Regions from separate parts of the Mus musculus genome. Here all the other regions are linked to region 5. A link is a loop called in an ENCODE intact Hi-C map of the cell type or tissue named here. Cell type or tissue: heart. All regions are shown on one strand. Region 1 overlaps Ccdc6 (coiled-coil domain containing 6). Region 2 overlaps Ccdc6 (coiled-coil domain containing 6). Region 3 overlaps Ank3 (ankyrin 3, epithelial). Region 4 overlaps Ank3 (ankyrin 3, epithelial). Region 5 holds the start of Ccdc6 (coiled-coil domain containing 6).

Evidence for each region. Hi-C counts contacts between places; a loop is a spot of excess contacts. Peaks named below come from ENCODE experiments on the same cell type or tissue, not always from the same donor. Only the 100,000 strongest peaks of a DNase experiment are listed, where the experiment ranks them.
Region 1: a loop joins it to region 5, with 2.3 times the contacts of the local background. A loop is called at or near these places in 12 of 42 quality-filtered maps.
Region 2: a loop joins it to region 5, with 3 times the contacts of the local background. A loop is called at or near these places in 12 of 42 quality-filtered maps.
Region 3: it touches region 5 in a loop (2.8-fold over the local background); 5 of 42 quality-filtered maps call a loop at or near these places.
Region 4: it touches region 5 in a loop (2.7-fold over the local background); 5 of 42 quality-filtered maps call a loop at or near these places.

The regions. Positions count from the first base shown.
Region 1 is chr10:70,147,924-70,152,923 of GRCm38, forward strand. All of the region lies in intron 2 of Ccdc6 (coiled-coil domain containing 6), which reads left to right. Among named protein-coding and RNA genes, the nearest start is that of Gm51771, 40 kb to the left of the region's middle. In heart, no CTCF peak of the experiment used is centred here; DNase peaks (open chromatin) are centred at 2,578 and 4,508; H3K27ac peaks cover 2,299 bases.
Region 2 is chr10:70,163,923-70,168,922 of GRCm38, forward strand. It overlaps Ccdc6 (coiled-coil domain containing 6), which reads left to right. Exons shown (of 9, transcript NM_001111121.1): 4 at 3,080-3,183. Among named protein-coding and RNA genes, the nearest start is that of Mrln, 38 kb to the right of the region's middle. In heart, CTCF peaks have their summits at 2,129 (motif pointing left) and 3,358 (motif pointing right); no DNase peak of the experiment used is centred here; H3K27ac peaks cover 1,797 bases.
Region 3 is chr10:69,886,960-69,891,959 of GRCm38, forward strand. The region is part of intron 16 of Ank3 (ankyrin 3, epithelial); the gene reads left to right. Among named protein-coding and RNA genes, the nearest start is that of Gm33416, 23 kb to the left of the region's middle. In heart, CTCF peaks have their summits at 1,626, 3,027 (motif pointing left) and 3,227; a DNase peak (open chromatin) is centred at 1,672; H3K4me3 peaks cover 468 bases; H3K27ac peaks cover 1,285 bases.
Region 4 is chr10:69,869,689-69,874,688 of GRCm38, forward strand. Ank3 (ankyrin 3, epithelial) reads left to right here. Exons shown (of 43, transcript NM_146005.3): 10 at 1,314-1,511. Among named protein-coding and RNA genes, the nearest start is that of Gm33416, 5.8 kb to the left of the region's middle. In heart, no CTCF peak of the experiment used is centred here; DNase peaks (open chromatin) are centred at 843, 1,493 and 2,673; H3K27ac peaks cover 1,012 bases.
Region 5 is chr10:70,094,183-70,099,182 of GRCm38, forward strand. Ccdc6 (coiled-coil domain containing 6) reads left to right here and starts at 2,939. Exons shown (of 9, transcript NM_001111121.1): 1 at 2,939-3,399. The coding sequence starts at 3,118. Gm51771 (a long non-coding RNA gene) reads right to left here. Exons shown (of 3, transcript XR_003948903.1): 3 at 1-668. In heart, CTCF peaks have their summits at 965 and 2,854; DNase peaks (open chromatin) are centred at 1,049, 2,739, 3,389 and 3,959; H3K4me3 peaks cover 4,687 bases; H3K27ac peaks cover 4,542 bases.

The sequences.
Region 1 (5,000 bases), 54 kb after region 5:
AAATAGGATACTACAAAAAGTCAAAGAAAATTTTGGGTCCCTATCTTTCACCAGAGAATAATTGAGGGTAATAAAGAATGCTACATACTACACATCCTTCTGTCTTAGTTAGGGTTTTACTGCAGTGAACAGACACCATGACCAAGGCACATCTTATAAGGACAACATTTCATTGGGGCTGGCTTACAGGTTCATAGCTTCAGTCCATTATCATCAAGGCGGGAGCATGGCAGCATCCAGGCAGGCATGGTGCAGGAGGAGCTGAGAGTTCCACATCTTCATCTGAAGGTGGCTAGCAGAATAGTAGCTTCCAGGCAGCTAGGATGAGGGTCTTAAAGCCCATGCCCACAGTGACACACCTACTCCAACAAGGCTACACCTCCAAATAGTGCCACTCCCTGGGCTAAGCATATTCAATCTATGACACCCTCAGTTTTTAAGAACCTGTTCCAGTTTTCAAGTTGTATACCTTAAAACAACAAATAGGTTTATGGTCTTGTAACTTTGATCTGCATTTGAAGTAGAATCTGGCCCAGGGGAAGTGTGGGCGTTCTGGCTAGAATAGAAATGACGAAATAGTCTTACGCTAGTAAGTGCATCCTATATTTTAATCACGTCTGTATATGTGTGTATTAAGTGTGGGTTTGTGCAGGTGAGTGCGGTGCCTTGCAGAAGCCAGGAGACTACATTGGATCCCCTTCCAGCCAGAATTACAGGTGACTGTGAGCTACCCAACACGGGTAGGAACTAGGAACTGCTTTCAGATCCTCAGCAAGAGCAGCGGGTGCCCTTAATTGCTGAGCCACCATCTCTGCAGCCTCTGACATGTCATCTTTGTTATTGAGTTGGTCCCCGAGGTTACAATACCTTCTAGAATTAAAGTGGGTGAGGCAGTTTCCTAGCATCTGTAGAAACATGAAGGCTGCAGAACTGAGTATGAAGCCGTTGGGACCAGGAGGTTGTCCCGGTGCTTAGGTGGGTGTGGGCTCCTTGCAGAAGATTGACAGCAGGTGCTTCAGATGGGCATCGCAGGGAAGATGGATGCAGAGTGCTTCAGACTGGGACCAGGCAGCAGTCACTGAGACAAAGCACCATGACCCATGCAACTTACAAAAGAAAGCGTTAGGTTGGGCTCACCCCATGCCTTCCACTCCCTCTCAGAGAGGTTATGCCTTCTTCCAGCACCACAGAACCCTTGTGCATGGTTTGTCCCCAAGCCCTGGACTTGAGCAGAGACTCCAGCCTGTCTCCTTTTCAAAGATGCACACCAGCATTTGAGGCCACTTCCTGCCAGCTCCACGGAGGTGGCCATGCCTTTCACTGGGTTTGTGCAGACAGCTAAATCACACGATGGACTGACGCTACAGGAAACTGTTTTGTTAATTTCAGGGTCACCGAGGTCAAGCATGCCTTGGCATCCGTTCAGATGACAGCTTCGCCTCCTGTGGGGGAGGAGAAGCAGCCTTGATGTATGTCTTTGATTAAGTTGGCTGGACCCGTGGTCCTTGTGCCCAGTGGTGTTCAGAGATAATACTGACCAAGGAGAGATTGCTTTCACATTATAGCTATCAAAACAGTTGGAAGATTTGTTTTTCTAGTTGCTTCCCATTCCTCATTACCAGACTCTTACCTCTGTCTGGTTTTCATTTCCTTCCATGGAGCGAAGGTCTGTTTTTTTTTTTTTGTTTTTTGTTTTTTTGTTTTTTAATATGTTCCATTCACAAAACATCTGCAAGGAGCTGCCAGATTGTTTAAACTGCATTTGAAATGCCACAGACCCACCAGCGGCCAAAGTATAAACCCTAATTCCCCTGTAAATAGCATGCCAGGAGCTCTCAGCGGAACGGGATCAGTGTTGGGACTAGAGAAGATGATGAAGTTCTTTAGTAATAAAACATTGCCGAGTGGCCGGAGAGGTGGCTTGTGGCGTAGAGCGCTGGCTGCAGTTCCACTGGACGCAGGTTCAATTTCCAGCACCCACATCATGGCTTGCAAGCGCCTACAATTCCAATTCCAGGGGATCTAACTCACTCCTCTGTAGGCACTGAACACGTATTACACATACATACACGCATGCTGGCAATGCATAACGTAAATGAAAATCCCAACATGGCCAGGTTTCCCTGAATGTCTGTGCGCATGCGTGTTCACACATGCGGTGCGTCCCTGAGTGGGTCAGATGACTCTGTGTGCTGCCTTCGATATCAGATACAAGATAGAGTAGATCTCGGGGGGCGGGGCGGGGGGGGGGGTAAAGGTTAAAGGAAACGAAAAATCATTAGGTAAAGCTAGGGCAAGAGCTTGCTGGACTCCGGAGAGGGCGGGAAGCATTATTTCTAGTTGGACTTGTACTCTTGTGTGCTGACAGTTGACCTGAAAGTCGATGAGCTTTAGCTGGCAGTAGGAACACCTTTTAAACAAAGAGGCTCCCAGGAGGCCCCTGTGGCTGGAAAAGCAGTTCCCGTTGTCGAAAGTGGGAAAGCAGCTGGCAGAGTAGGTTGATGTAGAAAGAAGGTCGGAAGCAGAGTTGGAGATGTCTAGACTTTGGATGGACAGAGCAGGCCTTTGGACAGATGGCCTGGCTCAGTGGAGACATCTGGTCAAGGGACAGTAAGGAAGGGCCAGGGGTGTTGTCAGCAGGACTTACAGGAATCAACACCATCAATAAGAGATGTGCCAAGAGAAGAGGGTCCAAGACTGCAGGAGATCAAGTAAGGAGGGCCACAAGGGAAAGCCACAGAGTGGGACAAGGTGTCTGACAGGTATAGCTTCTCTCTGATGTGGGACAGTGGGACAGACAGACAGCTGGGAGGAGAAATGGCACAGAACTGGACCACGGTGCTTTCGTTGATAGACAGCTAAACTGGCCGGGTCACAAGTAAGTACCGAACCCATTAGTAATCAGGAAAGGCCCTGACTTCCTATTGCGCTCTGCTCAGAGAGAAGCGAAATTGCTGGGCCGTCTTTGGAAAAGATTTGCATTTCCCAAATAAGCCGGAAATCTCGCTTCCCTACGACAACAACGAAGATGATGACAATGTCAGCAGCTACGTTCCTGCCTCGGGCGTCACACGTGTCTGCGTCTGTCTGCGTGTTTACTGCAGCCCTGGAGAGGAGGTCCTGTTGTCTACCACTCCTAAGGACCACCAACCAGGAAGAATGCGGTGCCTACGACCGACCTGACTGGTAAAGGATGAAGGCTGCTTACTCGTTGAGTTGGCTGCTGGACGTGATGAGAATATATGAGTTGTGGTCTAACTCATCACAAGTACGTTGAGCAGAGGAAGCTGGGTAGAAAGAGCACAAAGTCAGGCAAAGCTGGAATCTAAATATATACGGGCAGGAAAAAAGAAAGAAAAAGTTAATAGACACAAGGGCCTGACTGCCAAGAGCCTCGTGCTGTGTGATTGAACTTTGACACCATCAAGGTCTTGTTCTTGGTATTGATCTGGTGCCCTCCTAACGGTGCCCTTGGTACATACCGAGTTGTTTAACTCATCCGGAAGCTGAGCTTAGGGCAAATGGGCTCACAAAGTGCAGTGCCATCATTCAGACGGCCACTGTGTGAGCTCCAGAACGCTTCGGGAGTCCTGGTCACTGTCCTTGTGTAGGTGTTCGGTCCCAGAAGGCTGATACTTGGTGCAGGCGGCAGCTCATGCCAGTGGTGAGCAGCTTGAGGGTCCTGGCCTCTTTGGGGTTGTGTACCAGATACCCCGCATCTCAGGTAATGACATTATAATTCATAGCAGTACCAAAATTACAGTTATGAAGTAGCAATGAAAATAATGTTATGATTTGGCCGGGGGTGGTCACCACAGCGTGAGGAGCTATATTAAAGGGTTGCAGCATTAGGAAGGCTAAGAACCGCTGGTGTACAACAGGGCAAAGGGTTTGGAAGGCAGAGGCCTTAGCTGGACCCCTGCCTTTCTTTCCCCCTGACCTGCAAGGCTTCTGTCTTATTACACCTCATGGAAGTATACTGGACGTCTGGACTCAGACTCCTTGAACTATCCTCCTTCCTCCCTCCTCTCCCTCCTTCCTCCCTCCTCCCTCCTCTCCCTCCTTCCTCCCTCCTCCCTCCTCTCCCTCCGTCCTCCCTCCTTCCTCCCTCCTCCCTCCTCTCCCTCCTTCTTCCCTCCTCCCTCCTCCCTCCTCTCCCTCCCTGTTCTCTCTTCCCCCTCCCTGCTCTCTCTTCCCCCCTGCTCTCTCTTCCCCCCTTGCTCCCTCCTCCCAGCTTCTTAACCCACATCACATCACCGTGGGGGTGTAGGCCATTCCTGGGTTTCTCTCTTTGAACCATATTTTCTGTCCTGTCTCCTCTGCAGAGAAACTCCCTGCCCTGCTTTGACTTGCCCTTCACTGAGAGGTGACAGAAGGGAACCACAGCAGGCCACTGTTTCTGCTCTCTCCCTGGGGGACAGTGACCGTTCAAGACACTCCAGCTCAGGGTAGCTCAGTAGTTTCCCAATGGTTAGTGCAACCTGGGACCTTGTCCTGGTGACGATCACTTTACCGTCCGGTTTTCCTAAGGGCATAGCTCTTTTGTGGGAAACCTAAGATGCATAGCCATCACAGCCTTTGTTCCCTGTTCACCATGCAGTTGTTAGCGGAAATACCTCCCCGGTTATTGGCAGCAGCGGAACATCTGTCTAAATACGACTTCCTGCCGTCAGCCAGAGCCTCTCCGCTCTCGGATTAACATTCTCTTGACAGATGATTCTTGTTGGGCCAGAAGTTTTTCCGAGTTAGATTCCATTCTTTATTGTTTTAATTTACCTGGGGCAGAAGCAATAATACCTTTTTTTTTTTTTTTTAAGGAAAAGAAAAATTGAAGGAGCCATTTCTAGGTAATGAAATGGTGGCAGTTGAAAATGTGTCGGAAGATCTATTTAGAAACACCTTTATGCAAATAGATTAAAGAGTTTACCGGCTCAAGTGTCTCTTGCCTTTAGCTCATAGACAGGCAGGCCTAACGTTTATAGTCTGTTTCACGGCACAGG
Region 2 (5,000 bases), 70 kb after region 5:
AGAGCAAGGGCTCCTCTGCACGGTTGGTCAGTCGGCAGCTCTCCTGAGCCCTCCTGAGCCCTCCCAGCCATTTTATTCTGAAGTGCATGCAAAGGTTGGGTTTGCTTCCAGGGAAGGGAGGGAAGGGACAGTGGCTCCACCCGACTCCAGCAGTAACGTGCACACAGCTCGTGCCTGGTTTTCGGGGATCATTTATGCTGCACTCTCTTTCCCAGGTGCTTCTGATTTACCGTAGCTAATCAGCGTCACGGATACCTGGGCATAGTGGTAGGAGTGGACTGAGCTAGCCCAACCTTCAGCTGGAGCCACTCTGAGGGAATTTGGGGATGGAAACCAATCTCTTGTTTGTTTAGGCTTTGTCGTCTTCTCAGTAAGCTGAAAGAAAACAATCCTGGCTAAGAGTTTGGTTGATGGAGGGTTTATATTTGAAGAGATTAGATTCCTTTGTCCTTTGCATGGGTGGGTTCTTGCTCTGCTGTGGCAGATGGCTTTACGTCTGTGCACACCTTATATCTCAGGAGTGTGCGTGTGTGTGTGTGTGTGTGTGTGTGTGTGTGTGTGTAAGCCAAAGGTTAACATTAGGAGTCATCTTCAGTCACTCTCTCCTCTGTTTGCTGAGGCAGGCCAGCTCACTCTATCTGGAGCCTGCTGATTTGGCTAGTCTGGCTAACCAGCTTGCTGCAGGGACCTCCACACTTACTGCCTAAGCATTGGGATTTCGGGGAAACAGACCGCCATGCTATGTGAATAGTAGGGATACAGATTCTAGTCCTCACTCATGCTTTTTTTTTTTTCTTTAAGATTTTTTTTTTAAGATTTTATTTATTTTATATATATGAGTACAGGGTCACTGTCCTCAGACACACCAGAAGAGGGCATCAGATCCCATTACAGATGGCTGTGAGCCACCATGTGGTCGCTGGGAATTGAACTCGGGAGCTCTGGAAGAGCAGTCAGTGCTCTTAACTGCTGAGCCACCTCTCCATCTCTTTTTAAAGAAATTATGATTTTTTTTTTTAATTTGTGGGGAGCTGGCCTGTGCCATGGCGTGTGTGCGTCTGTGTGTGTGTAGATCACAACAAAAATCCTGCACGTAAGTTCTCCCATGACATTTGAGTCCTGAGGAGGGAACCTGGGTTGGCTTGCTTGGCTGCAAGCACCTTTGTCCACTGAGCCATCCTGCTGGCCCCCAGGTGGCTTTGAGAGAAGCTCCTTTGTAACAAATCCTGTAGGGACGCCTTCCTGTCAGCTTCTTTTGTTATGTGTGGATAGCTTCTTGCCACGAGTTACTGGAAGGGTCTGATCTCTGGAGTTCAAAATGTCTTTTCTCTTAGTGGTCCTGATGAAATTGGGCTTAGGATAACCTTTGCCAAGGGCACTGGAACAACTTTCCAGAGTCTCATAGCTGAGCCTGTTGTGAAGGGCAGTGTCACTGATTTTCCTGTCCCCTCTCCATCATCAGACTCCTCTATTTTATTACCATACTTGTTTGGGCTTCATGCACTGGGTCTGCTGCTCAGCCTCTGAGTGCTGGGCTGGCAGGTGTGCTCCGTCTGCTCTAATGGGGCAAGTGGACGGACGGACGGACGGACGGACGGACGGGGGGTCGGGGAGGCACCGTGGAGCTGGGTCCCCGCTGCCCTTCCTGTACCTCTAGACACAGCCCTGACCAGCTGCGGATCTGATGTCCCAGGGGTACACTACTGTCCATCCACCAAGGATGTCTAAGGAAGTTCCAGGCTTAATTGGAGTGTGTACTAGGACTCTCAGTCTGATGTTAATTAACCCAAAATGAGAGAGAGAGTTGGTAGGCACCAGTGAGGACTGGGGCACGTCCCTGAAAGGCTTCATTAGAAAGCAGCTTTACAAATGAACTCTGCTCATCTGCTGTACCCATGGGCCCTGCGGGCTGCAGAGTAACCTGAGGTGGCGGTGGGGCTGTGGGGGTGTGGTGGCTTCGCCTGACACTTAGATATTTGGCACTGGGTGACAGGGAGTCCCTAAATTTAAAACAAGACAGAACATACAAACCGAGACGGATGTGAGGGAGGAGAGAGTTACAGGGAGACCAGTGTTTTTCTATTTTTGATACCTGCCTGGGAGCAGATGACAGGTACTCCCTCTGGTGGACACTCCCTCCCTCCTTCCCTCAGGACTGGCAAGCCAGTCTTCCCAGGCAGAGAAGACACCCTGGACCTCACGAAGCTCCCGGCTGTGGCACCAAGTATTTCTGAAGTATTCTGACTCAGCCACCTCCTGTTTCTTGTGACTGAGCTTGCTCTTCAGGGAATGTCACATCCCACTTTGCCAGTGGCATGCTTCCTGTTTCCTTTATGGGCCTCGCTAGTTGGCTTGTTCCTGAATCTAGACACTTAGGATTCATTAGTGAACAAACAGAGGAGAGGTGAAGGATGGGGTAGGGTGGGGTGGGGATGTATACAGTCAAAGCATATCACTTGCACGTGTGAAGATGCCATCATAAAGCCCCTTAATTTGTAATAAGGTATTTTGCTAATAAATAGTGAAGGAAATAGCATCTCACAAAGTTATAGCATGCTATCACAAGCAAGATACTGACATTACTGGGGGATGGGGTGGGGAACAGAGGCCTGGAGAGGTATGTCTTAGATGGTTGGAACAGGATAAAGCTGGACACAGTGACAAGTGTTGTGCACAGCATTCTAAGAGCCACTTAATGATGCCTGAGATAAGGCACTTAAACTCCGTCAGCCACATGGCACGGCTCCCTCCACTTTACAAGCGGTAAACTTCCCGTTCTTCCAGCTAACCCTGGGTGGAGCCGGGATTTGAACCCAGAGAGAGATAGTTGACTGCAGGTTTGTGGTCATAACTACTTAGTTGTAGTGGCTTTTTGAGAGACACTGGTAAGTGTGATTATGGAAGTGATTGGTCCTGGGTTCGCTGTCTTGCCTATAGGAAATAGTTTGATCCAGTCTGGTCTTTCCGAAGCTGTTTAGCCAGCTTTCCTCACCTCTTTTCATTCTCCGTGAGAGCCAGTCTAGGATGCTCTGGTGCCCTGGCGTGCATTCTCAGTAAAGCTGTTCTTTCCCTCCCTTAGCTGAGACGGGAGAAGATTGACCTGGAAAACACACTGGAGCAAGAGCAGGAGGCGCTGGTGAATCGGCTGTGGAAGAGGATGGATAAGCTGGAAGCTGAGAAGAGGTGTGTGTGTGTGTGTGTGTGTGTGTGTGTACACACGCGCGCACGGAAGACTCCTGTCTGTTAACTAGGGATAGCTTTGGGGCGTTTGAATAGCTTGGGTAACACATACCATACTAACTATTATTTTTATTTAAGTAATTTTATGTATATGAGTACACTGTTGCTGTCTTCAGACACACCAGAAGAGGGCAGCAGATCCCATTACGGATGGTTGTGAGCCACTGTGTGGTTGCTGGGAATTGAACGTGGGACCTCTGGAAGAGATCAGTCAAAGTTCCTAACCTCTAAGCCATCTCTCCAGCCCCCCATCCTAACTTGTTAAAGGAAAAAGTCTGTTGATCTTTCCGGCAGCAGCTTCCTCTCTCTGCCTGGCTTTTCTCCCCCACTCAAGTACAAATTGTTTTCATTTGTTAGTTCAAGGCCAAGTCAGAGTTAACCTTGGTACCGCTGTTCACCTGTTAGCTGTTGCTCATCTCTAGGGTTTACTGACTCAGTTGGGTGAATTTAATAGAAAAGTGACTGTTTGCTTTTAATCCGACCGTATTTTAAATAAATACCCACGGATTACAACACTTGAGTATTCTACAGGCACAGAAGTAAAGTGTTACTTTATGTTAAGCAGACATTCCTTAAGTTACCTCCGTGCAGACACTCATAGGCCTCGTTTTTATCACTTGGCACTTTGCAGCTGGAAGGTGGGGGAGGCGCAGAGTTCATAAGAACGGCAGGGGAGTCCTGTCTGGGCTTTGTGTGCAGTAACCACGAGTTCCTTTTGAAGGTGGTTGTCAGTTCCCTGCCCCAGAATCTCGTGTTTGCCTCCCAGCACCCCTGTGCCGTACGGCTTTGGTTTGCATATGCAGTTCTACACTGTTCATGTGTAGAATTACAAACACCAGACAAAGCAAAGATAGCTGATATATCTAGGAGAAATCCTCCCGCCATCGTCTGTCAGCTTGGATAACAGGACTGAGGTAGCAGTTGTAATAAATTGATTATAAAGTTATTCTGTGGCCACAACCATAGTTACCTGTTAATTGTCTCAACTAGGGTCCAGCTACAGTTGTCGCAGGTAACCTACCTTTTTGGAATGCAGTTGGATGCTTTATGTACATACAGCTTTGTTAAGTTACCGAGCATAGTCGTATGAAACGGTCACTTCATAGGTGAAAGGCTGTTGGTCCTTTCCTAACGTTTACCCGAATGAGAATCAGGAGGGAACGTGGGTGCACCAGTTACTGACCAAATAATTCTGACTCGGTTTGGTTTTCTAACATTTTTATCATTGGCCCAGTTTTCCAAACCTTCCGCTCAGGTTTCTAAGTGTCTATAAGTGACTTCCTCCTCCAGGGTGGCCCATAGCACTTCCAAAGCATCAGAGAGAGTAGACTTTCTTCCTACCTTCCACGCTCTGCAGCCTGCTTGCTAACCACGTTGTCAGCCAAGCCTGCGTGTCTGCTGGGCGCTGGGCAGGGAAACCAGATCCGTGTTTACATAGACTTCACAGTTACGACTGACTGCCGGGGCCGCTCAGAGAGCAGGGCAGGAATGATGTACCTGAGGTCAGATCCCCGGCACCCACCTAAAGCTGGACACGTTAGCCTGTTTCTGCAATCCCTGTGCGGTCCTGAAGCAAGACAGGGGGCAGAGAGAGGAGAAACCCCAGAAGCTCAAGCCAGTTCGTCTTGCTTAGCAAGAGACCAAGAGAACAAGAGACCTTGTAGCAAACGGGAAGGGAGGATCCACACCTGAGGTCATCCTCTGACTTCCACATGCACCTGGTGCACACGACCACACAAAGAACACAAAAGGAATGAGAC
Region 3 (5,000 bases), 210 kb before region 5:
ACAATTTACATTCTGAGGGTTCAGAGTCACGTGAGTCAAGTCTCCAATCACAAGGATAAGTTGCCTGTGGTGGATAAGCATCATATGGCAAAATCCCATTTTTCCATAGTGACATATAAAGAAATAACAATAAACAGTTTTAATGAATAATCTGACTTAACTCTGATCTACTACACCTGGGAGGGGCACAAAAGCCCCTTCCAAGAACAATTCTGTTTCTGAAGACACTGAGGTCACAAGACTCTTCTCTCGTTTTCTTAGAGTTTTATCAGAACCACTCAGAATTCTCCTCGCACAACTCGATTCTTAGTCAAAAACAAACGACAACTTTATAAGAAGAAAAAAAATTAAGGCATAGAACCATTAGTCGACAGCAAAAGAGTGAGGCAGTCCAGTATCCATCAATTATGCATAAGTAAAATGTAGGCTGTATATGTGCTTGGGGGATGGTTCAGTCTTGAAAAGAAAGGGACTTTGGTTGGTTTGTTTGTTTTGTTTTTGTTTTGTTGTTATTGTTGTTGTTATTGTTGCTGCCGCTGCCGCTCCTCCTCCTTCTCCTTCTCCTCCTTGCCCTTGTTTGGAGGCAGGGTCTCACTGTGTCTCACTCTAGCTGGCCTGGAACTCACTCTGTAGAGTACCGGGACTTAAGGCATGCTCCACCATGCCTGACTGGAAGGGATGGCTTTTTACTGTGATTTTATTATACATACATTATACAGAATAACCAGAATAACTAGTAGTGGTGCTGTCATCCATGATAAACAGAAGAGAGCGAGCTGAGCAGGAATCCATAATTCCCTCCAATGAGGTTAGAGAACAAGAGCGATTGGAACCCAAGGTGGGAAGGAGAGAATTAGATACGGGTAGGACCATAAATGGAGAGCTAAACACGATGGGGCCTTAGAGGGAAGGAAGAAGCTGGGGCGGGTGAGGGGGGGGCATGAGAAGGATGGTGAGGGGAGGCTAGAGTGGCTTCTTCAGGTCAGTTTCCCCAGTAACTCTCCAGTCCTAAGAACAAAGAAAGACCTGCCTTTTTCTTACCTTTTAGGGACAGCAGGAAGCTTTATGGACTCTGTCCTAAAAGTACAGGCCTGTGTTTTCAACAACTGTGAAGTTTCTATACATGTATAGAAGAACTTTGGCTAGTCACTTACCCAGGACTCTTCCTTATCCTCCATCCCCTTCCTGGAGCATAAGGGACCCAAGACCCTACTTCAGTAAAATAAAATAAAAATAAAAATAAAATGATAAAATAAGTAGTCAATATCCAGCTTTGCATCTATCAAAGTTTAGAATGAATGTTTCCAAATTTACAAACTCACTGCTCAGTAGTCAGAGAGCAGGACCAGTAAATAATAACTCTGTTATGTTCCATTGACCTGGGGCCACAGTCAATTAAGCATCAACTTTTCTAATGGGACATTGATCTTCGGTATCGCGGCACATTGCTTGGGCCAGTGTTTATGTCCCGATGTCCCTGAAGCACTGCAAGCCAGAGACTTGTTATCAAAGACCAGTTATCTCAGTGACAGACTGGCTTATCTGCTAGGGGAACAATCCTCCACACAGTGCTTTCAACAGCTGAATTCTTTCCAGCACTAAGGGAGTAAACACAAAGCTCACTTCTGCCTCTTTTAAAGTAACAGGAAGGTCACAGGACTGCAGATCTTCCCCAGAAGCCCCACCCACTTCTGATCTTTCTCATTGGCTACTTTTGACGCAAGAGATGCTGGGAAATGTAGTTTTCAGTTGGGCACGGTTTTCTTTCAATAAAAGGAATACATACATCATCTACCATTTTCACCCCCGCAAGTGCAAGTTCAGATTCTGAATGCCAGTAGACAGAGTTTCATAGGGTGCCATTAACACCCCAGCTGCTCCCTCTATGCACACCCTTCTTCTTCACCCCCTTTTCAAAATCGCTGGTACCTTATACACTTCCTAGAAACATGATGCGCGACTTTAGGTGACTGGGATGCTAAAAAGTACATATGCTAAGGGATAATGGGATGCTAAGATCTATTTTTTACCTAATCTGCCTCCAGAGACAGGAAGCTATGCTAGAAAGAAGCCTGGCTTGGTTGCTGGCAGAATTGAGAGGCTAATTAGAAAGCAACACTTGAGCCTGTAGTAACTGGTCATACTTCTTACTTTACGTATCTGTGGGGTGGGGGCATGGTGGGGGACTATCAGTAGGGTTTTAAATACCATCTATTGCTTTTGATAATTGTTTGTAGTGTGACTCGCATAGGTTCACGTGACAGATATCGTCTTCAGCAAGAATCTCGGGAAGTGAGATTTGAGAGATGGTGTAGCAGTCAGGAGTATCTTGTACTCTTGCAGAGGACCTGGGCTCAATTCCCAGGACCCACATAATAGCTAACAACCATCTACAACTCCAGTTTCAGGGATCAATGCTCTTTTCTGCCCTCTGGGCACACAAGGCACATACATGGTACCCATACATGCAGGGAGACACTGATACACATAAAATAAAAACAAATACTTTGTTTTAGAGTGTGAGGCAGTAAAGATGTAAGATCATGCTTTGATTGGGCTGCAGAGATGCCTCAGTGGTTCAAAGTATACTGCTCTTACAGAGGCCAGAGTTTGGGTCCCAGCAACCACACCAGGAAGCTCAAAGCCCTCATAACTCAAGATCCAACAGATTTAAGAACAGCTTCTGGTCTTTGTGGGCACCTGCGCTCACACATACACATAATTAAAATATTTTTTGAGAAGATAAAAACACTTTAAAGGATTATTCTATAATTGGCTCTCCCTGGTTGGTTTATCAAATTAGTACATCTTCCTTGAGGAGAGATAGGAACCAAGCACACTTTTGCTTTCCTGAAAACAGAGTTTAGGAAGCTCCAGATAAATTCCTTGCCTCTTATTGAAAGGATTTCCTCGGAGTCTCTGAAATAATCTTGGTTCTCTTACCTTAGACTATAATTTGTCCCTCCGATGGAACCAGGATAAGCTTTAAAAGCTGTGAGTCTCAATCTGTGGATAGCGACCCCTGGTGGTCGCACATCAGATATCCTACACGTGAGATATTTATATTATGATTCCTAACAGTAGCAAAATTACAGCCACGAAGTAGCAGTGAAAATAATTTTATGGTTTTTGGGGGGGGGGGGTGTCACAACATGAGTAACAGTATCACAGGGTCTTAGTCTTGGGATAGTTGAGAACCATAAAGAATAATGTGTATCTTGTCTGGCATGACACACATTGTAGAGATGCTAGAGCATTTTAAATGGTTCCTTAGGGCCTAGAATTTGTGGGATACGTTAGAAGACAGCAGATTGTCACGTCTGAGAGGATAGCAAACCCTTTCCTGGTTGGGGACGGGAAGTGACTAACACATGGTCTTTTTCTTTTTTTTTTTCTTTTTTTTTTGTTTCCTTCTCTTCTCTCTCTTTCATTGATGCCTTTTGTTTTTGAGACGGGTCTCACCATGTAGCCCAGGCAGGCCTTGTCTTTCCAAATGCTGCACTTACACACGTGCAACGCCACACCTGGGCTCAGCTGAATAGTCCTTTATAAATGTAAAAAACAAAGACGATTCCTGGTAAGGACTTCTCTCATCTTTACCACCCACACTGTTAGAGTTAGGCATGTTGACTAATCCTGCTTCCTCTTTTTATGCTGCTTTGTGAACTTTCTCTTTTATGGAGGGATTGGTAGGTAGTGAACTGTCTCTTGCCCTCATGTCTTACACTGTAGCCTTGGGCCAAGTCCAGTGCTCCTCTGAACTACAGAGGCCTAAGTCCCTGAAGGGTGTGTCGGAGCATTTGGTCAGAGGGCCAAACGTTTCTCAGGGTAAGCTGGTGTTTCTACATGGCAATAGGTCAAGACTAAAAATAGGATTATAAAACCTCCTTCTGCCCTGACTTGGCGAGTCGGAGGAGTCTAGAGGTGACATTTCCACTCTTCACTTCCACTCGCTATGGTCAAGTTCGTGTCCGTATCACAGTGCAATCTTGACTTTCTTGTAGATGATAAAGTCCCAGAAGCACTTTCTCAGGTCAGACACTCAAGTCTTCCGAGGTCCAACTCATTAACAGGAGTCTCTGTCTATAGCAGAATATCAGGACCATCTGAGGGAAGGGTGGCTGAATATTCCGAGAGCATTGGAGCATCTAATTCTGACTGCAGAGTCTCCTTTCTTCCTTTAATCGATGCGTGCCTGTCACTTTGAAACACGCTATGAGGAGATAGCCTGTGCCCTAGATAGCTTCAAACTGTGGCAAGAAGAGACAACTATGTAAAGGAAAGAATGTCACTAAATGTCCAGTACTGGGGTTAAAGGGGTCAAAGACAAAGTGGTGGCTGGGTGTTGGAAAGTGAGAGGCAAAAAGAAGCAGCCGAGTTCCCTGAGGGCATGGCCCTTGAGTTGAGCTTTTGACTGCCTTGTGCTATCTTCGTAGGCAGGCTATGGGAAAGTGTTCTTGGTGGAATGAGTGAGGCAAGTCAGGGAAACCCAAAACAATAATCTCTCTCAATATCTGCAGGGCGATGGGTCTGGCTATCGACTACAGAGGGTCAGACAGACCATCAGGAATCAATGAGGAAAAAAAAAAAAAAACAATTCCCATGAAGATTAAAGATTGCAGCTTGCAGGCAGTACACGGTGTCTTCATTCTTTGTGGGCTGCTCTGACACCATATTGATAAGGAACAGGAGACTTCTCACTGTTCTGGAGGCTGGGAAGGCCACGATCGAGGAGTTCACATCCTGAAAGGGTCTTGTGTGTCATCCCATGGCAGACAGTGGAAGGACAAAGAGTGGCAGGGAGCTAAACTCGTCTTCTCAAAAGCTCATTCTCTCCATAACCCCCTCCCTCCACAGCCCCCTCCCTCCATCTCAGCTGTAAGAGCCTCTTGGGGGACAAACCCTCCTGCATCCTTACCATCACTTACAGGTCCCCATTCCCAACACCACTGATGGGGGAGGGGGTTCGGGTGGGAGGGTTTCCAGCACATGAAGACTGG
Region 4 (5,000 bases), 220 kb before region 5:
GGAGGATTTGGTGGAAGTGAGGGAGGATCTGTGTGGGGCAGTGTCAGATGGGAAATGCCCCAGCCCTTGGCGACACCTTTAGTGTCTCCTTTGGTTCAGGATAATAGAGGAGAATGCTTGAGGCAGGAACATTCCAACTCCCCAATGGCTGCCCAAGTGTTTAAATTCATCTCAATATTTATTACGCTTATATCCCCTTTTCTATCTGCATAACTCCGCTAGGCAGTATAGGAAAATACTATCATAAATCTCTTGCCTTTAAGGAATATGGGTATCTGAAATATGTAGCCATTTGTGGTAGTGAGATGGCTGAGTGATTTCACATTGCTTTGTCTATGAATGTTTCCTCTCATGCCACAATAAATGTAGGGGGGATAGCTGGTCTTGGAAAAGTCAGGTGTTCCTGGATCCCCTGGGCACACGTCCCAACATTTTTTGAAAACAGAATTTGTTGTTATCATAGAGGAAACGGCTTATTTGGCTTATTTAATGTGCTAAATTATACTATTGGTAATTTAGACCTCCCTTGTGGTAAATGAGCCTGCTGAGACTCTCTGGGCTCTCCCACTTTGCTTCCATACGTAACAGAAGCTCGAAAGGACTCACGTTAGCCTGCTTGGCCTTGATTCACGTATCCAACCACTGAGGGGTGACTGCCATTCTTCACAATTTTCCCTTCAGTGCTGGAGATGGACCCTGAGGGCTCCTATATTCATTTCTTCTCTGAGATCTTGAAATAAATCTTCAATCTTCATGCTGCCCGTGACTATTATTAAGCCAGGATGATTTAAGCTGCGGACTCTTCACTGGGTCAGTGGCTTCCTTTTACTTGCTGACGCATGGGGGCGCCAGACTTCTAGAAATGGATGAAGGTTTCCCTGCCACAGGGTAGTCTTGTTTCTGAAGCTCGGTAATGTTCTGCAAGGGCAAAAAAACAGCAAGAGTCCAGTGATTAGGAGTTGGCTTTCACTATTTTTTTTCTTGCATTTTTAAATGATAAATCCTACTGGGAATATAGTAACTTCTGGCCCCTGGTACAAACCATATAAGTTTTAAACTGGGGAAAGAAACTACCCTGGACTATTTTTTTTTCTTTAACACAAGAAAGAAAAGTTTTCTTTTTAAAGCAGGAGCCGTTCAAAAGGATTGTCAGTGCCTTTTAAAATCGTAAGGTATTTCCAAATGAAGCATCAGAGTTTTTAACATGTTCCTGTTTGTTCTGTTATTTGCCTCATTTGAGCTAAAAAGAAAAAAAAAAACAAAAAAAACAAAAAAACAAAAACAATGAGTCCTCTTCCCCTTCCGTGTTCCAGAATGGATTGTCGCCACTGCACATGGCCACACAAGGAGACCATTTAAACTGCGTCCAACTCCTCCTCCAGCACAACGTGCCCGTGGACGACGTCACCAACGACTACCTGACTGCCCTCCATGTGGCTGCCCACTGCGGCCATTACAAAGTTGCCAAGGTTCTTTTGGATAAGAAAGCTAGCCCCAATGCCAAAGCCCTGGTGAGTAGTCCTGCCATCCAACCCAAGCGAGGGTCTTGCCAGCGGCACATGATGCATCGCGTGTGGAGGGATTGCTCTTCCAGAGACAAAGACGGAATGCCCATTAAATCACTGTACTTTGTTAATCTTTCCAAATGTCCTTGGGAGTAGACAAAGCCTCCTGTGCTGGTGGGAATAAAGCTGACAGTGCAAAACGGCTGGTTCTTCAGGGCCCCACTCAGGTTCCTCTTACCTGAGAGAGAGCCTGACATTAAACGGTTATAAAAAAGACCGACCTGAACAGCTTCATTCACCTCACTGCGGTAATGTTATGATTCCTCCAGTTAGAGGGGTTTTGTTGTTTTCTTTCTGACGTATAGAATCTTGAAGCAAACTAGACATGACTGCCAGCCCTTGTAAGGCTGAGTCAGGAGGATTACTATGAGTTCAAAATCAGCCTGATCTACAGAAGGAGACTTTCTTTCAGATAAAAATAATGATAATGTACATATGTATGAATGATATGTATGTATGTACATATATATTATACATTTATACATGCATGTGTATATGTGTGTGTGTATGTATGTATACACACATATACATACATATATACATTATACATACATGCATATAAACAGACAGCTGGGCATAATGTCAAGAGCAGGAGAGCTCTGAGTTTGAGGCCAGCCAGGTCTGGCTAGTCCCAGGCTAGCCAGAGCTACATAGTGAGACCCTGTCTTAAAAAATAATAATACTATTTGTCCAAGAATTTGTGAGCTTAAATGATATTAACCTTTGTTGTTGTTTTGTTTTTTAATAAGACAATGCTTGCTATTGTTAAAGTAAATAACCCTTAGTACGGTTGAAATAAATAATCCCTAGTAAAGTGTTGACATTTCATTCAGAGTAAGCCCAGGCACTCAGAGAAAGAACGAAAATGCCCAGTCCCGGGGAAGACGTTGATTGACTAGTGATTTTGAGGTATAGGTTGACTCCAGCCAACCCTTCCTGGCAGGCTTCTGCTTCCCTCAAACGCTGCCTTGTGACCTTGCCTTCAGAACCTCTGTGCCTCTGCCTCAGGGGGGCCTGAAATTCAGTGGAGAGGAGGGAGCTTGGCACTCAGTACACAGCCGGCAGCGCCTTGGTCTTTGGAAACCCAACAGCGTCTACCAAAAAAAGTATTTTAGGAGCTGCTGGCCTGCCCAGTGTGTCAGAAGCCTCTGCCTTCTGAGAAGGGAGGGGACCTCTGAATGGCCATGAGTCACTCTTTTTCCATAGGAGAAAAAAAAAAAAAGTAAGGCTCTAAAGCAGGACGTGGCTTAACTTTCATTTTCCTATGACTCAAGTTTTCCCAACAGAGGGACATTGTAGTCAGTTACCCTGGGATGGATTATAGCCAAAAAGGAAAGAAAGAAAAGATAAGAAAAGCATTCCTGGGACCTGCCCAGGGGCACCTGCTGTATCTTTGTGTGGTGAACCTCCGTCTTTGTACGGGTCCCTACTGACGGCTGAAACAGGCGGCCCAGTCTCAGCTGTTGGACAGAGAACGGTTGGGTGGGTAATTTGTTTAAACGCCAATTCTTTTATGAGAGTAAACCTTTGAGCAAATGAGCTGCACGCCATTGAGTCACCTGAGATCCTGGGTCCTTAGAGTAAGCCCATGCTCGAGCCTTTTGGTTTGGTGTGGTTTTCGCTTTTGCTTTTTTGCGATAGGGTCTCTCTGAATAATCCCGGTTCTCCTGGAATTCACTGTGTAGACCAGGCTGGCCTCGAACACAGAGATCCACCTGCCTCTGCTGGGATTAAAAGCCTTGTGACACCACTGTCCCTCTGCTGCTGCGTGTTTGAGTCTTAAGAAAGGAAACTCTCTGGAGCTTGTCCTGAGAATGTCCTGTCACACAGGGGACAAGTCTGAGCAGGCCTTGGCAAAGGTTGACTGTGCAGACAGACTTGATGCTTGTGTTTTCCCCAGCTGTATTTGAAGTAAGCTCCTTAATTCAACCCATAGAGGGATGGGAAGGGCTCAGTGAACACACTCTGGTCCTTTACAACGGAGTCTCAGAAGGCTCGGGCTAAATGCCTGGGAACCCAGGTACAAGGCAGGACACCTCTCTCGGAAGCAAACCCATCCTCTCCGGATTTAGGAGTTTGATGTTCTGAGTTTACAAATCCGGACAGCGGTGCTTTATAAGGCTGTGTTTCTTGTACAAAGTTGTCCAGAGGCAGGAAGAGAGTGGGTGCTTTGAGTGAAATAAAAGAAATAAAAAGGAGAGGAAAGGACATGACCGCTCCTAGGTATGGTGGAGGAGAAAGTTTATTATAGATATAAGAGAGACACAGAGGCAGACTCGTCTGGTAGAGACTTGAGTGGTCATGACCCTGACCACCTGTGGGACAGGAGAAAGGAGAGAGGGAAAACAAGTATAATAGCCAGGAGGACAAAGGTACAAAAGGAGCAAAAGGGGGTGGGGGAGGGGGAGGGGGAGAGGATTATACAGGGGAGAGCCTCTGGGGTAAGGGCAGCCCAGCCCCTAGGCTGGAAAGTTCAGGATAGAGGGCAGAGTATGCCAGCCATACCCTGAAACAGGTAGGGACTGAAGGATGCTGGGAGAACCTGGAGGCCAGGTCCACTTTGATTGTTAAATAGGCACCTTAGCTGCTTGTCCCAGGTTTGAAACCTTAACACACACTTGCATCATAGTAAGTCAATCAAGGATAATATGAAGGACCAACTGGTCAGAGTGGGGTCAGGCCGGTTAGTGGTGGAACAAACACTTAGAGACAGCCCCACAGGTAAGACAAAGGATATCAGCTAGGGCAATGGCACATGCCTGCTGTCCAGACCATCCAAAGGAAAAAGTAGGAGGGCTGGAGACATGGCTCAGTGGTGAAGAATGCTGACTGCTCTCTTAGGGGACCCGGGTTCAATTCCTAGCACCCGCACAGCAGGTTACAACTATTTGTGACTCCAGTTCCCAGGGATCTGACTTCCACAGAGCAGTGTGTACACCTCGTGGGCAGATATATATGTAGCATCAATACACATAAAATAATAACTTCAGGGCTGGAGAGATGGCTCCAGTGGTTAAGAGCACTGACTGCTCTTCCAGAGGTCCTGAGTTCAATTCCCAGCAACCACTTGGTGACTCACAACCATCTGTAATGGGATCCAATGCCCTCTTCTAGTGTGTCTGAAGACAACTACAATATACTCTTATACATAAGTAAATAGTAAATATATGAAGTAATAATAATAATAACTTTTAAAATAAAAGAAAAAATCAGAAGGCACATGGCTGAGTCCAGCTGGGCTTTATATAATGAGACACTGAGTCAAAACTCAAAATGAAATTAAAAAATTATTTGGAACTCTAAAATAAAGTAAAGAAGTTTATGCACACTTCACCTTTTCCCTACAAGGAAGTTACAACCTGGGAACCTTGCTGGGAACCAGTCCAGACTCGTCCATCCAGGAAAGCCATGTGTCTAACCACTTTGGTTCTGGGT
Region 5 (5,000 bases):
ACACAGGCTAAATGGTGTGAACTATCTTTCTTGAATGCACTGCTTCATGGGATACTTTCCACCTCTGGCCAGCCTACATCTGGTTCACCTCAAGCCTGTTTAAGACTCCAGTGGTGTATGGTGATCACCGTGTGTGTATATACATACATATGTGTATTTGTGTATGTTGTGTGTGTGTATACATACATATATACATACATACACACACACATATATATAGAAAGAGAGACATACATACACAATCATTACAATTAAGCAACAAAAATATACTAGGATTTACACCACTATTTTTATGTTTGCACTGAGAACATTAGGTTTAAAGGGTACCCAGCACATAAAAATACAACATGTTTGTATTTGAGAAACAAAGATTTAGATGTCCCCTCGAGCCTCAACTGCAAGGCACCCTTTCCTTTATCCATAAACCTGGTGACTTAAGCTCAGGGTGATGGTGATTTCATTATTTCTGCAACGGGAGGCGCTCATCTTCCCTTGCCCCTTCTTCCTGCAGGGGACTCAGCCTTCCACCTACCTTCTGATTCATTTCCCCTGGAACGCTGAGGAGTTTTTTACAATGATCCGATCTGTTTTGTATCTGGTGTTTCCATTGTAATGCTATTACAGAACCAGCGTCGTGACAAATCGTCTGTTTATGAGGGGAATCAGTTCTACAAGAAGTAGAAAATTAGGTAAGCTTCTGTTCTGCAGTAACAATAAAAACCAGGATGGGGGAGAAGAATCCTCCAATTTATTCTCATCTGTATCAGCAGGGAAGCTTGAGAAGATGAGAATTTTCTCCTAATATCTTCTCAAGCCGATGATTAACTACAGATACCATGCCAAAACTGTAGTTCCCCTAAGGAAGACCAAGATGTTCTCAAGCTTAGCCTGACACGGGCCCTTTAAGAAAACCAGGCACTTCAAACTCCACCCCTCTGCCGACTGGAAGCCTGCAGGTCGGCTTCCCAAGGCAGTAAGTTTTAGGGATAAACCGGAGAGAGCTAGTCCCCACCCCTCACTCCCGAGAGAATGCTCCAAGGGCTGTAAGCCCTCCAAACCCCGCAATCTGGAGGTGGGGTGAGAAAAGAACAATAGAAACTTGTGAAGTATGGAAGCCACGCCCACCCCAGACTGCCCTGAATAAAGCGGAAAGAATGCAGTTAAACCCCAGTCCCGGGCAGTGCTCCCCTTACCCCATCCATCTCACCCCGCGAGCTGCTTTTCCAGAAGCGTCCTGTAACCGAAGGAGCCGAGTGTCTCCTGTCCCAGACCCAACATGGCAAAAGTCAAGGAGCCAAGTAAACTTCAGTGACAAAGTGGCTCCCTCAGCAGAGGATTATTTACACTGGTGCTCTGCTGCTGGAGAGCAAAGCCAAAGGCTCTCCTGCACTCCCCTGGATTTTTAACTTTTATTGTTACATTTTGCTTCACCGACTGTGTTCCTAGCTCTAAACTCAAGCCTACCTAGGAGACGTCTTGGGGGGTGGGAGGGCTCACCGAAGTTAGCATGTCTGGGTTGTTGACTAGAGGCAGCCATCTTGGTAAACCTGAGGTCAAGGTTTCACCCCTGGCAGGTTAAGAGTTATTCCGAGGTGAGACCAGTTCCTATTTAGCAGTGGGGACGAAACATGTCTAACCACTGGATCCAATTTGGTTTAAAGACAAGGTTATGAGCCAGGAAAGCCATGTAGTCATGGCTAAGCGCTTTATAAAACTATAAAACAGTTGACAGCCAGAAAACACTTTTCATCCCGCACCCCTTTATTTTGCATTTTGTTTCCATGAGTTTGTTCTTCCGTCGACTAAACTTGGATAATAAAGCCCGCCTGGTTAGTTTCACTTTCCATTTTTTCCCCCAGAAACGAAAGCTGTTTTGTATCAGGAGGTGAAGTGTTTAGACCCTTCTCACCTGCTAGGCCTGTTTCCTACAAGCAAGCTCTCCTAAGAGGGAGGGGCCTAACAGTATTTGAATTTCTGATTCTTTGAAGCTGGGCTCTCTACAGTAGTAATTACGGTTTTATTTTTTAGCTCCTGGAGTTTTGTAGGAGTTGGAGAGCAGCGGATAATAATGGTTATACAGTTCCCCTCACTTAATCGTGGTTATTTGTTTAGCATTGTGCCTGCAGTTACTTTGGAAAATTGGTACTTGAAGTTTGTTTCAACCCTTCTGAGATTAAAAAAAAAAAAAAATTAAATAAAGCTCCCGTTTCTTTAACTAGACAAATCTTGGTTTCTTAATCCTATCCCCGTGACCGGTGCAGAGTCTTTGCAGGAGGTAAAGAGAAAAAGGTGGGTGGCGCCTGGTTCAAACAACTGGACGCACCGGGGCCTTGTGGCAAGCTAGGCTAACCTGTGGCTGCCGACATGCCACAACACAGACAGACACACAGAGAGGGAGAGAAATAGATACACAGACACACAGACAGACACACAGATACTCTTCTTTTTCGACCCACTGCAGTGCAACTTTCTGTTCCCAGCCCCAAGCGCGGTCTGCACGGGGCACCCTGGGGGAGATCCACGCGCGCCGGCGCCGATCCAAGGTGCCAGGCTCCAGCTGAGCGGGGGTGGGAGGGTGGGGTGGCCCAAGGAGCCCGGCTGCCCCTCCCACGTGTCCCGGCACCTGCGGGGCTGGCGCTGCGTGGGGTCCGCCTTTCTCCGGAAGAGGCGGCGCGGCGCGGCGGTGTATGTGTGTGTGTTGGGGGGCTGGGGCCCGGGGACGCAGGGGACCCTCCGGGGCGGGAGCACGTGCGCGGGGAGGCGGCGGGGGCTCGAGCGTCTGTGTGCAGCTGCTAGGAGAGCGCTGGGGCTGGGGCTTTGCGGGGACGGCCCCGCGGAGCGCGCCAGAGTCCCGGCGCTGCAGTACTGCCCGAGTCCGGGCGGGGTCTCTGTTCCCTGGCGGAGCAGCTCGCGCGGCCGCGGGAAGCGCCCTCTCTTTCTCCGCCGCCGCCGCCGCGCGTCTGCGCCCTGCCGCCCGCCCGCGCCGCGCTCTGAGCTCCCCCGCTCCCCAGCTCCCCCGCCGCCGCCGCGCGCCCGGCCCCGCGCCCACTCGCCGCGCGCCCACTCGCCGCGCGCCCGGCCCTCGGCGCCCGGCTCCCCGCGCCCACTCGCCCAGCCATGGCGGACAGCGCGAGCGAGAGCGACACGGACGCGGCGGGCGGCGGCCCGGCAGCCATGCAGTCGTCCTGCTCGGCGACCTCGGGCGGCAGCGGCGGGGGCGGCGGCGGGAAGTCGGGGGGCATTGTCATCTCGCCGTTCCGCCTGGAGGAGCTCACCAACCGCCTGGCCTCGCTGCAGCAGGAGAACAAGGTGCTCAAGATAGAGCTGGAGACCTACAAACTCAAGTGCAAGGCGCTGCAGGAGGAGAACCGCGACCTGCGCAAAGCCAGCGTGACCATCGTGAGTGCACCCCGCGGACCAGGGGGGACCCCCGAGTGCGCGCCCCCGTGCGGGGTTGCGGGCCTGCGGGCACAGAGAGCGGGCCTTGGGGCCACGAGCGCCCTCCCTCCCTTGAGGTGTTGGAGGTGCCTAGGGAGACTCCCCAACGTCCCCTCGTCGCCTAGGGTGGAGGTCCCTCCGAGCCAGGGCTAGAGGCTGGCGGCGTGGCTGGGGGGGGGGCGGGGTGGGACTTTCTCAACCCTAGGGTGCCTGAAGGCTCCGAATAGAGGGACACCCTCTCCGGAGCCCCCGTGAGTGGACGAAGCTGGGGTCTGTCCAGGGGTTAGTTGGGGAGACGGGGTGTGCCACTGGGCTGGGTCCCCAGTTGGCAGGAGGACGGCGCTTTGCTGGATCGCCGGCGCTGGGGGAGGGAGAGAGTGGCCCGGAATCCGGGAAGTGGAGTTTTCTGGCCAGGATGGAAAGGGAAGGGCGGGCACTGAGGCTACACCAGCACCCCGTTCGGAATCACTGTCCTTTTGGGCCCGGAGGGTGGGCGGGTACAGAGTAGTGGGGAGTGTAACGTCTGGCGCTGGCTGGGACAGGGTTGGAGCTTGAAACCAGGATGGAGGGTGGCCGCTGGGACTGCCTGGCTGAGCAAGGATGTACGTGCGTCTCCTTCATTGGTTCGAGAGTCTTAGGAGTACTTGCCTGTGAGTCTAGGTACTTGACGGGAACACAGGCCATCTGTTCTGTTTCTACCTGGCCCCTCGAGGCTCCCCTGGAAGAGGGTAAGATTAGTCTGAGATCAGCCTCCTGGTGTAGCCGAGTGGAAAGGCCCCCGTAGCGGTGATGAGGCGAAACGTAACTAGAAAAAGTACGCGTTGTGCTCTCACCTCCCATCCTTGCCAACTCTACATCATTAACATGCAGAATCCCCCACAGACAACCCTATTCAGATCAAAACAGTTTCCCAGCCAGCAGCACGGAAAGAAAATGTCAAGGAATCAAGGAGGATAAATTGCCAGAGCCGCTTGCACACAGCTGATTAGATGAAACCCTTCCAGTGGAGAAAAAGAGATTTGGTGGTGGGTCAGGGATCATATCCTGGAGACGAGAACGGGACAAATTTAAGCTGCCCTTGTGCCAAGAAAAAGTGATATGTGTGTGTGTGTGTGCCCTGTGGCTTCTATATGGCTGCCTTGGTTTGTGTAGCTAGCCGGTCTCAGTCTCCACTAGAGAGGCAGTGTGATTTGCAACCTAAATAGCAGTTGGTCTTGCAGAAAAGCATCTTACTTGCTCTTAACCAGTCCCGTTCTATGCGAGTACATCTCCAGGCAGCAAGTTACTGGATTGGCCTTTTGATAGTAAAGGAAAGCCGTTTGTGGAGGTAACCATGTAAGCCTTTTCTGGGCTAAGAAAGGACTCTGCAGAGTTGCTGTTGAAGAACAGAGGGACAGGACAGTTGGAGGTTGTTGTTTATTTAAAATCTGATGCACAGGAACGCTATTTAAAATGTGCCGTAAAGGACAGCGTTGGTCGCTTGCAGAGCTGGAACCACGGAAGGGAGCAGAACTTACAGGAGGAGGGGGTACCACCTCTCTGGCCTCTTGTTTGCCCGAGCA